Regions from separate parts of the Homo sapiens genome. Here region 2 is linked to region 1. The links are chromatin loops, found by intact Hi-C in ENCODE. Cell type or tissue: mesothelial cell of epicardium. All regions are shown on one strand. Links, peaks and the distances in the headings refer to the core of each region. The heading gives the core; the rest is flanking DNA.

Region 1 (6,318 bases), core at 1,658-4,157:
AGAAACCCTCACCACTCTCCAATTAGCTTCATTTCAGTCTGGATTCAGCTCATTGCTTTGACTAGGCATGGGTGGGGACTTCCAGGAGGTCACAATGGAGGGGCAGAGATGGGAAAACCATGCTCTGTGGGATCTAGCTGACAGTAGAAGAGAAAGGAAATCCACATGTGTTGAGTATAGGCTTCGTATGTTATTACGAATAAATCTATTTCACACATGAAAAATAGAGGCTCACAGAGTCATTTGCCTGAGATCACACAGCCAGTAAGAGATGGAGGCAGGACACAAACACACCTGGGTTCTCTTCCTTGAAAGCCATTCTGGGATTTGGCCGTGTGAGGCTCAGCCTGTTCTTTGGGGAAGCAGATCCTTGACTTTCCTGCCTCTGTGAGCAGGTCTCTGAGTGGCAGCAAGACTCCTCGAAGAGGCAGAAAGCAGAGCTTGCCCTGACATGCCCATCTTCTGAAGCTGCGGGGCTGCTGAGCTAGAAAGATTCTTCTAGAAACTAAATCCAGCTCCAGACTGGTCCTTGGGCAGAATAACACTCCCGGACCAAGCTGGTCAGTTTCCCCAGGTCTGATCCTGTTGGGAAGTGGTGCTGAGTGCTCCACGGTAGCCTTGCCTTGCCTTCTCCTTGGGAGGAACTCCTGCATGGTTCCAGGAGCACTGACTCTGGAGACAGACCTAGCTTGTCCAGGATCTCAACACCACTACTTGTAAGCTGCGTGGCTTTGGGCCAGTTGCCGACCTTCTCTGAGCCTCAGCTTCCTCTGATAGCACCTGCCTTGCTGACTTGTTTCAAGGGTTCAGATGTATGTAAAGTAAGGGTCAGTTACTCTCTCTCTTTCTGTCTAACATCTTTTAATCATCGGAAATTGGCTTCCCTTCATGGCCCTTATTACAAATGGGCCATAAAATATTTTGTGTAATTCCCTGTTTATTGTCAACCTTCCCCAAGAACATCTGTAAGCCCCCTGGCTTGTGAACCTAGGGAGGGAATAAATGAAGGGATGAGTGATAGAATCTCTCTTCCTAACCTTAAACCCTCCCAAGGCTACTGTACTCTGCTCCAGGCTCTTGACTTCTGCATGCTACCTGCCTCCAAGAAAGACATCTGAGTTCTAGAAGAATCAAGCATGGACCTGGGATCACCAGCCCAGACCTCTGGCCCCTCACTCACTCCAGTGTTCTCCCTAGAGGAGAAGGTGGGTGCTCCCACCTCTGCCTTCCCTGCTCCTGCCTGTGAATACAGACACATGTCCCTACCCTCTGAGCACTGAGACGTGCAGCCCACACTACACTGCAGGGCAGGGCACTGGCTTACTGGTTTTAAGGAATCGACTGGGCTGAACCCCATGGGTTTATTTTATTCTTTGAGTCTTTTCCCCGTGCGTGGCCCCCTCATCATTGTCAGCAATGAGAAAACTGAGGAGAGTCCCTGACGTTGGCTGCCCAGGTCTGCTGCAGCTGGAGAGTAAAGCGTTAAGCTTTTGGGGGGACTTTTTCTCACCCTACAGTCTGATTGTGGCTCAGCGAGCCTTCAACAGAGATAGACAGTGTGTGTAAACTGAGGCCTCTGCAGTGCAGCCTGCATAGGAAATTTCATCTTGCAAGATTTCCTGCTGCTGCAACCTGGGGTTGAGGCCTCCAGGAGGCTCTCAGGGTGGACAGAGGGAACTGCAGTTGTCCCTGTCATATCACACATGGCCCTGATCCTAGAAGGTTAGAGCAGGAAGGTGCAGCTCCCCCATGGATTGGTCAACAGCTCCATTCACACCTGCTCTGTGGCGGGACTGTCCCAGGTTTGGAGGCCACATGAATGGGTTGGAGATTGCCTCTTCCTTCAGAGAGCTCTATGGGCTGATGGATGAATCCCAAATCTAGGCTCAGAGAATGGGTGTAACGCAGCCCAGGCCCCACAGCCAGGCAGTGGGTGGGGTTGGGACAGAACCCAGGGCTCCTGACACCCAGGCTGCCCAATCGGGACTTACTATCCAAGGTGCCAGGCCAACATCACGGATCAGGGGACATTTTCTAGGGCGAGATCTTTTCTCCTGATAAGAAGTGTAGGTGGAGACAGAATCAAAAGGAAAAGGACTTGACCAACCCCTGCACATGGAGGTGCCAGGCACCTACTCACTGCTCCTTTTCCAGCTCTATCAAACTCTGCCCTCTAGAAACGCCCTGTACCCGTTAGGAACTTTCAGGTGAAAGCTGACAACAGATTGGCTTAAAGAAAGGTAGGAATTAACTGGCTCAGCTGGCCTAGGCCTGCAGAGGTAGGTCTGCCCAGGCTTCATTTGGCCCAGGGCTTCAGGCTCTGGCCCAGGCCATGCACCCCTATGCTGCTTCATGACTCTGTTCATTCATTCTTATTGTGCCCTTCATCTGGGATTCTCATCCCCACCCTGCTCCCCACCCCTCATCCTCCAGATCCCAGCTGAAGCCTCGCCTTCTGCAAATGTGAAATGAGTTGCTTCTTCTGGGGGTCCCCCTGGCACCTTATTCCCACCACCATTTTGCAGCACCATATGGTCAGGTTTTCTTATTGCACCCCCTCCACCCGCAAAACACACAGAGTTTGCCAGTTCCTTGAAGGCTTCGTCTGGACAAGTCTTAATTAATTTCTCTGTTCTCAGCCTCCAGGTACTGCCTGGTTTAGAGCAAGAGCTCAATAAATATTTGTTGAATTAATGAAAATGTTTGTGTTGAAACATGACTTCAGTGAAGTTGTTTGCATTTTAACAAATGACAAGGCCCCAAGCCATAGGACCGGAGCTCCAGTGGTGGAACTCCAGGCACCAGTAAGCTAGAGACAGAAGCTTTCTCCATTCTTTAGTGCCTGGGGGAGGAACTGGCTGTCTTGGCAGGTGGAATTTTCCATTCATGACTTTCTAGCGCAAAAACAGTCACATTATCTCCTGAAAAACACTAATGTGCGGCGGAAACAAATGCGTTTCCCCTTCAGCTTGCTGGTGGGAGGAAAATTCTTAGCCCTGTTGGATTTCCCTGCGCTGGTTCCAGTTGACAGAACGTTCCTTTCTCACATGCCCATGGTAATGTCTTGGCTGGCTCTCCCTCCATCCCCACTCCCTGACCCCACAGCCTCTGGGCCCCACCTGCCAACCCAGCTCTGCCTGGCTGGGGAGGCTCCCATGTTAATTGGGAGTTGAAAGGAGGCTTGTTCTGCAGTTCAGACATTTCCACATCAAAACCACTGGCCTGGCTGCTTCTCCCCACCTGACCTGGGGCCCATCCTGACCATTTGTGACCTCCCTGGCCCTTCAGCTGAGCCCACCTCATGCCCCAGCTCTGCACACTGAGCACTCTCTCTGCCCTCAAGCTCATCCCCTCCAGCCCACCCTCCGGTCCACCCCAGAATGCCCCTCAGCAGCACAAAGCTGGCTGGTTCCCTCCCAGCTGGAAACCCTTCCCAGGCTCCCAGTGCCCTCAGCTCACAGCCCGTGCAGAGGCACAGACATCAGCCAGGTGCAAACCAGCCACCAGAGGGAAGAGCATGTGCAAAGGCCCTGAGGCTATAGCGGGCTTCACTTGCTTGAGGAACAGCAGGAAGTCAGTATGGCTGTAGGTTGGTGAGTAGCGAAGAGGAAGGGGGACAAGGTCAGAGGGGACAGACATGGGAGGGGCTTGTGGGCCATGCCAGCAGATTTGGATTTTCCTTTGAGTAAGACCGGAAGCTGGGGAGGGCTGGGAGCTGAGAGGAATGGGATGTGCTTTACCTGTTTACAGGTTTCCTCAGGCCTCTGGGAGGCCCATGACTGGGGAGGGCAGGTCCACGTGGAAGCTGGAGGATGGTCAGGAGCCTGGACTTAGCTGTTTCTGCCTGTGGGCCCCTGACCTCACCTCCTCCAGGTATGGGGACCTTCCTCATTCTGTTGACCCACCTCACAGGATTCAGCCCCTACTCCTGAGCCCACTCTGGCCAGGCCCCTACATCCTCCCCAGCCGTGAGCCGACTCTCCAGAACCTCGTGTCTGCCTTATCTTCTTGCTGCCCAGTCCTGGGTTCTCCTTTCCTGACCACAGTCACAGGGCTCCTGAGGCCACCCCCAATACCCAGCTTTCTGGAGCCTCTTATTTGCCTGTGGGCCTAAGAACCCATAGCCACCGGCCAGATCTATCCTCCAATCTCTGCCCCAACTACGCGGGGGTGCCCGGCCCTGAAGTAGCCTGTGAGGGGTGGAAAGATTCAGAGCCTGTGTTTGAATCTGGCCCTGCCACACACTTGCGGTGTGATGTTAGTTAAGTCTAAACCTTTCTAGGTAGCAGTTTCCTTGTCTGTAAAATGGAGAGAACAATACCTACTCCAGGAGAGGTCCTGAGGATGCAACCTCACATACGGGGGCTCCTGGCAGCTCCTGGCCCCCAGCAGACTTTGCACTCACTTTGGTTCCTGTTCTGCTACCTCCTTCCTGGAAGATAAGAAGGGAAGCTCCTTCCCTCAGGTGACCCAGGAAGTCAAGGGGTCTGGATCTGTCCCTGTCTCCCAGAGCAGCGCTCTGGCCATGACAAACTGCTCTGTGCCTCAGTTTCCTCAATTATAAAATGGGAATAATAATCGTGCCCCCCTCCTCCAGTTGATGATGTGGGGACCCACTAGGTTGATCCACATGGAGCACTCAGGACAGTGCCTGGCATACTGTGACCACTCAACCACTGTGAACCGAGGCTCGAGTGTGGCCCCTGTCCCCTCCTGCTCCCCATCTTCCCCACAGTCTTTGAACATCCGGTAGAATTTAACAGCTCAAAGTGCCTCCAAGTGTCAAATTCAACACCCATATTTGGCATGTGGGAAACTGAGGCCCAGGGCAGGGAAGGATCAGCCCAAGGCTGGAGTAGGAGGCAGAGGTGGGACTGGACTTTCTGCCCACAGGTCCTTCTGTTGCCTCCTTTGGGGCACTCTGTGGGGCAAAGCTCGGCTGAGAGGAAGGATTCAAGGATTGAGGCTATTGCAATTATTGTTATTGTTATATCTACAGAAATGACAGCAGATCCCACTGAGAGCCAAGGGCCAAATGGGAGACAGAAAACTCAAGTGTAGGGGGCTCAGAGGAGCTGCTCCCCAAGAGGAGAGAGTGATTCCTGCCCAGGCACTGTCCTTGCCAACTCTCCCCAATGCTTTCCCTTTTTGCCAGCTTATTAATGCAGCTTTCACCCCAATAAACATAAGCGTGGCCTCGCTCACTCTGAACCCTCTGCTAGGCTGAGGGAAGTCCCAGATCCTGTCACCACAGATACCACTGAGTGAGGATCAAATAGAGGGTGTCAGGCATGGCACAACCCCTCACCCACACCATCTCATCCAGTCCTCCCACCCCACAGGGCAGGAAGGTGCAAAGCCCATTTTAGAGATGAGGCAACTGAGTTCCAGGGAGGATACGTCACCTGACCAAGCTCTGTGAAGCAGAAAGTCTCCCTGAGGAGGGAGCTGAGGCTGGGAGGTCCAGGAGCTCACCCAAGGCCAGCCAGCAAGGAAGGAGGGAGCTGGGACCCTAACACTCCATGCTTCTGACCTCAGAGCTGCAGTTTTGAATCCAGGCCCAACCCCCACCTCATCCAGTAGAGGCTGAGCCTCCTCCAGCCCTGATTCCACCCTGATCCCCTTGGTCAGGGCTGGCTGTTGGGAAAGGTTGAGCTTACAGGGAGTCTTTCGTAATTACAAATCAGATGACATCACCCTTGGCGAAGGGTCTTAGGTGTTATTGAGGGGACTCCAGCCTTGTCTGCTGAGGCAGCCTCATGACCACACACCAGCACCTGGCTAACTGCAGCCCAGGGTAACCCAGAGCCCCCGGGAGGATGCTGGTTCTCACGGGGAGCTGGAGCTGCATGGTCTCTTCAGGCCTCACTACTGCCCCTGTGGGGTGCACAGTGGGCTCCACTTTACTCCGCAGAGGCTCTCAGAGGTGAAGAGAGGCCCAAGCTCACTCAGCTGGGGAAGAGCAGAGTCATGGTAGGGCTGCCTGGGCCCAGAGCCCCAAGCCAGCCCCTCTGAGCTCTCATCCGGGGCAAGGCAGCAAGGTGGACACACATGTCTGCAGCCATGCCTGCTGCTCCCAGCTCTCCAGTACCCAGATGGCTCAGCAGCGATTGTTTCATTACTTAAGTCATATCCAGTAATTATTGCTCCTTTGGCTGGACTTTGAGAAATGATCTTAGCCACTGAGGTGGAAGGTGAATGAGGAATTGCTGGAGAAGAAGGAAAAGGGATCATCTTGATGTAAGTCGAGCTGGCTCAGGATGCAGAGAAAGACCTGAGGTCAGAGAGGTCGGCCAGGGGTCCAGGGCAGCGGGCTTC
Region 2 (6,318 bases), core at 1,361-3,860, 71 kb after region 1:
GGCAGCCTGAGCTGACTAAGACAACATAAAAAAATGAAAGAAAGCATGAATCACCAATACCAAGAATTTGTATTTACATTAAAATGATAATAAAGGAATGTTATGAACAACTTTTTGCCAACAAATTCAATAACTCAGGCAAACTCAAGAAATTTCTTAAAATATGTGCCAAAACTAACAGAAGAGGAAATAGAAGTGCTGAGTAACCCTATATCTAATATTTAAATTGAATTTGTAATTAAAAACCTTTTCTGCAAAGGAAGCTCTGGGGCCAGATGGCAAATTCTGCCCAACATTTGTGAAATAAATAATACAAATTTTCCACAAATTCTTTCTGATAATAAAGGTGGGGGCATTTCAAAATTTATTTTGAGGCCAGCATAACTCTGACATCAAACACTGACAAGCACATTAGAAAAAAGAAAATTAACTCAAGAACATGGATGCAAAAACCACTAAAAATTATTAAAACATACAATCTAGAAATACATCATAACCAAGCAAAAATGATCAGGAATTCAAGGTTATTAACATTTGAAAATCAATCAACAGACCCACAACCAACATTATATTGAAGGGGCAAAAGCTGGAATCATTCCCCTTAAAAACCAGCACAAGACAAGGATGCTCTCTCTCACCACTCCTATTCAACATAGTATTGAAAGTCCTAGCTAGAGCAATCAGGCAAGAGAATGAAATAAAGTCCACTTAAATAGGAAAAGGGAAGTCAAACTATCTCTGTTTGCAGACAACATGATTCTGTATCTAGAAAATTCCATAGTCTTGATCAAAAAGCTCCTTCAGCTGATAAACAACTTCAACAAAGTTTCAGGATAAAAAAATCAGTGTACAAAAATCACTAACATTCCTATACACCAACAACAGCCAAGCCAAGAGCCAAATCAGAAAGGCAATCCCATTCATAATTGCCACAAAAAGAATAAAATACCTAGGAATACAGCTAACCAGGAGGTGAAGGATCTGTACAATCAGATTTACAAACACTGCTCAAAGAAATCAGAGAAAACACAAACAAATGGAAAAACATTTCATGCTCATGGATAGGAAGAATCAATATCATTAAAAAGGCCATACTGCCCAAAGGAATTTACAGATTCAATGCTGTTCCTATGAAACTACCAATGTCGTTCTTCACAGAAATAGAAAAAAAAACTATTTTAAAATTCATATGGAACCAAAAAAGAGCCTGACTAGCCCAGGCAATCCTAAGCAAAAAGAACAAAGCTGGAGGCATCACATTATCCAACTTCAAACCATACTACAAGGCTACAGTAATCAAAACAGCATGGTGCTGGTACAAAAACAGGCACATAGACCAACGGAACAGAATAGGGGCCCAGAAGTAAGGCCACACACCCATGACCATCTGATCTTCCACAAAGCTGATAAAAACAAGCAATGGGGAAAAGGTTCCCTATTCAATAAATGGTGCTAGGATAACTGGCTAGCCATATGCAGAAGATTAAGCTGGACCCCTTCCTTACACTATATACAAAAATCAACTCAAAACCCCAAATTATAAAAACCCTGGAAGACAACCTAGGCAATACCATCCTGGACGTAAAAGTGGGCAAAGATTTCATGACAAAGACATCAAAACAATTGCAATAAAAGCAAAAATTGAAACACGGGATCTAATTAAACTTAAGAGCTTCTGCACAGCAACAAAACACAAAAAAACTATCAACAGGGTAAACAGACAACCTCAGAATGGGAGAAAAATACTCGCAAACTATGTATGTGACAAAGGTCTAATAACCAGTTTCTGTAAGGAACTTAAATAAATCTACAAGAGAAAAACAAACAACCCAACTAAAAAGTGGGCAAAGGACACAAACAGGAACTTTTCAAAAGAAGACATACATGTAGCCAAAAAGCATATGCAAAAAAGCTCAATATCACTGATCATTAGAGAAATGCAAATCAAAACCACAATGAGACACCATCTCACGTCAGTCAGAATGTCTATTATTAAAAAGTCAAAAAATAACAGATGCTGGAGAGGTTGTGGAAAAAAAGGGAACAGTTATACTCTGTTGGTGGGAGTGTAAATTAGTTCAACCATTGTGGGAAGCAGTATGGTGATTCCTCAAAGAGCTAAAAGCGGAAATACCATTTGACCCAGCAATCCCATAACTGGGTATATACCCAGAGGAATATAAGTCACTCTACCATAAAGACACATGCACTCGAATATTCACTGTGGCACTATTCACAATAGCAAAGACATAGAAAGAACCTAAATGCCTATTGATGACAGACTGGATAAAGAAAATGTGGTACATATACATCACAGAATACTATGCAGCCATAACAAAGAATGAGATCATGTATTTTGTGAGAACATGAATGGAGCTGGAGGCTGTTCTCCTTAGCAAACTACTGCAGGAACAGAAAACCAAATACTGCACGTTTTCCCTTATAAGTGGGAGCTAAATGATGAGAACTTATGACACAGAGAAGGAAACAACAGACACTGGGTTCTATTTGAGGGTAAAAGGTGAGAAGAGGGAGAGGAGCAGAAAAGATAACTAACGGGGCCTGGGCTTATTAGCTGGGTGATGAAATAATCTAGGCAACAAACCCCTATGACATGAGTTTACCTATATAAAAAACCTTCACATGTACCCCGAACCTAAAATGAAAGTTAAAAAAAGAAAAAAAAAAAAAAGAAAATCAATCATACATAATTTGCCACATTAGTATGACAAAGGATAAAAGCCACATGATCATCTCAATAGATGCCAAGAAAGCACCTACAAAATTCAACAGCCGTTCATGACAAAAACTCTGAGCAAACTAGAAATAAAAAGGAATTTCCTTACTCTTAAAAAGGGCCCCTATGCGAAACCTATAGCTAACATTAGGTATAGCGGTGAAAGGCTGAATGCATTCCCTTTGCTGGAAATGGGTCAAGATGAATATTATCATCACTTCTATTCAACGTTGTGCTAAAGGCTCTAATTAGTTCAATAACGCAAGAAAAAGAAAGAAAAGCTTGAAGTTTGGAAAAGATGAATTAAAACTTTAGTTGTTCATAGATGACACAAGAGTTTTATAGCAAATCTTAATGAAGCTACAAAAAAAGAGCTATCAGAATTAACCAATTTCAGGATGAAACCAAAAGCAAATTTAACATGTTGTCTGTGTGAGCCATAGAGTAAAAATCAATTGATTTGTCTCTCTTTTTTTTTTTTTTTTTTAGTATTTATTGATCATTCTTGGGTGTTTCTCGGAGAGGGGGATGTGGCAGGGTCGTAGGATAATAGTGGAGAGAAGGTCAGCAGATAAACACATGAACAAAGGTCTCTGGTTTTCCTAGGCAGAGGTCCCTGCGGCTTCCGCAGTGTTTGTGTCCCTGGGTACTTGAGATTAGGGAGTGGTGATGACTCTTAACGAGCATGCTGCCTTCAAGCATCTGTTTAACAAAGCACATCTTGCACCGCCCTTAATCCATTTAACCCTGAGTGGACACAGCACATGTTTCAGAGAGCACGGGGTTGGGGGTAAGGTTATAGATTAACAGCATCCCAAGGCAGAAGAATTTTTCTTAGTACAGGACAAAATGGAGTCTCCTATGTCTAATTCTTTCTACACAGACACAGTAACAATCTGATCTCTCTTTCTTTTCCCCACATTTCCCCCTTTTCTTTTCGACAAAACCGCCATCGTCATCATGGCCCATTCTCGATGGTCACTGTCTTTTCGGAGCTGTTGGGTACACCTGCAGAAAGGCTGTCACTTCACACTTGGAAGATTGCACAGTGGCCAGGCAGAGGCGCTCCTCACTTCCCAGACGGGGCGGCTGGGCAGAGGCGCTCCTCACATCCCAGACGATGGAAAAATCAATTGATTTCTCTATGCCAGAGGTTGGTGAGCTATGACCTGTGAGCCATATCTGGCCCATCATCTGTTTTTGTATGGCCTGTAAGCTAAGAATGCTTTTTAAAAACTGTTAAATAGTTGAAAATAATTCAAGAAACAATAATATTTTGTGACATGTAAAATTGTAGAGAAGTCAAATTTCAGTGTTTGTGCCAGGTGAGGTGTCAGAGCCCCAGCAGTGGAGAGTGGTTGGCTCATGGGTTGTAAAATAATTTACTGACAATAGTATAGGTTGGAAAGGGAAGTTTTATGAGATAGAAAAAACAGTGCAGAAAAGTGTAGTGGGGCACCTCAGCAAGAGAGGACTGAGCACGCCAGGTGGATTTTTCCTTAGGGGTATTTATGAACCTTAAAGCAGGAGCTTAAGGGTAATTTAGACCATATTAGTCATGGAGGTCATGGTAAATGATTACATTTGCAGACATTTTGGTGCCTTGACATTAGCAAAGGTTGCACAATGGGTATCAAAAGGCATGCATTCCAGAGGTATATGGAAATTCTAATTACTTATATATCTTGGAGAAGGAAGCCTGGTACCAGATGCTGCATTAGATAATAAGGAAGTCTAATTACTTCTGAATTTCTCCCATAAGGATTTTTGCCTCCGGGTGGTCTGCTTGATGGCCATCTTTGCTCTCCTCAGTTTGTAAATAAACCTTTATTGGAACACAGCCAAAGCTCATTTGTTTACATACTGTCTGTGGCCACTTCCATGCTACAATGGCAGAATTAAGTAGTTGTGACAGAGGGCGTTATGGTCTGCAAAGCTTAAAATATTTACTCTCTGACTCTTTATAGAAAAAGTTTGCTGACGCCTGCTCTACACTTTTTTTTTTTTTGAGATGGAGTCTCGCTCTGTTGCCCAGGCTGGAGTGCAGTGGTGGCAGGATCTCAGCTCACTGCAACTTCCGCCTCCCAGGTTCAAGTGATTCTCCTGCCTCAGCCTCCTCAGTAGCTAGGATTACAGGTGAGTGCCACCACATCTGGCTTATTTTTGTATTTTTAGTAGAGATGGGGTTTCACCATGTTGGCCAGGCTGGTCTCAAACTCCTGACCTCAAGTGATCCATCCGACTAGGCGTCCCAATGTGCTGGGATTACAGGCGTGAGCCACCACACCCAGCCCAACAAACACTTATTTGAAAATATTTAAAAGATACCATTTTTCAATAGCATCAAAAACAAGACATTTAAGCATTTTTCAAAGGTGTCTGACCTGTATTCTGAGTACCACAAATACTTCACAGGAAGATTAAGGAATATTTAAATAAATAAACATATTGCATTCGTGGATTAAAAGATTCAATATTATTAACATGTCAATCCTACCCCAAGTGACCAATAAATTTGACACACATGCACACAAAACCCCAAGCAGGATTTTTTTTTTTTTTTTGGTATAAATCACCAAGCTAGTTCTAAAATTACACATAAATGCAATAAAACTACACTAGCCAAAACATTCATTAATAACTTGGAGGACAGGCTGGGCATGGTGGCTCATGCCTGCATGCCTGTAATTCCAACATTTTGGGAGGCCGAAGTGGGTGGATCACCTGAGGTCGGGAGTTCGAGACCAGCCTGGCCAACATGATGAAACCCTGTCTCTATTAAAAATACAAAAAATTAGCCCGACATGGTGGTGGACACCTGTAATCCCAGCTACTTGGGAGGCTGAGGAAGGAGAATCTCTTGAACCCAGGAGGCAGAGGTTGCCGTGAGCCAAGATCACGCCACTGAACTCCAGTCTAGGCAACGAGAGTGAAACTCCATTTCAAAAATAAATAAATAAATAAACTTGGAGGACATATAATACCTGACTTCAAGACTATGCAGGTATGATAATCAAGGCAAAGTAAGAAGAGACAAGTGGATTAATGGAACAGAGTAGAGAGGCACCAAGTAGACCCACACATATATATTGTCTAAGACTAAGATATTTCAGTGGGGGAAAGGACTGTCTTTTCAATAAATGGTGCTGTAACAGCTGAATATCCACATGGAAAAATTTTACATTTAGACCCTTACCTCACACCTTACATAGAAATGAATTTGACATAAAACATAGACCTAAACATAAAAACTAAAGATAAGAGAAAAATATTGAATATATATCTTCATAATTTGGAAGTAGATCAAGATTTCTTAAGACACTCACATAAAAGCAGTAACCATGATTACCATGAAAGAAAAAACCATAAACAATACTAATTTGGACTTATCAACATAAAAGTTTTCTGCTTTTCAAATGATATCATTAAAGAACCTAGCGCCTATTATATCAAGTGTATAATGTATTATACACTTGAAAATTTTTTTAAAAAGAAAATGTAAACCACAAATTTGGAAAAATAGCCATAACACATATATCTGACAAAGGACTTGTACCCAGAATATGTAAAGAATCCCTACA

What was found. A loop is a pair of places that touch in the nucleus more often than their neighbours do. Peaks named below come from ENCODE experiments on the same cell type or tissue, not always from the same donor. Only the 100,000 strongest peaks of a DNase experiment are listed, where the experiment ranks them.
Region 2: a loop joins it to region 1, with 12 times the contacts of the local background. A loop is called at or near these places in 1 of 110 quality-filtered maps.

Annotation. Positions count from the first base shown.
Region 1 is chr1:30,414,961-30,421,278 of GRCh38, reverse strand. No RefSeq gene overlaps it. Among named protein-coding and RNA genes, the nearest start is that of MATN1-AS1, 300 kb to the left of the region's middle. In mesothelial cell of epicardium, for the core only: no CTCF peak of the experiment used is centred there; DNase peaks (open chromatin) are centred at 1,938, 2,958, 3,508 and 3,978.
Region 2 is chr1:30,343,908-30,350,225 of GRCh38, reverse strand. No RefSeq gene overlaps it. Among named protein-coding and RNA genes, the nearest start is that of LINC01648, 310 kb to the right of the region's middle. RefSeq lists a silencer at 4,218-4,418. In mesothelial cell of epicardium, for the core only: no CTCF peak of the experiment used is centred there; no DNase peak of the experiment used is centred there.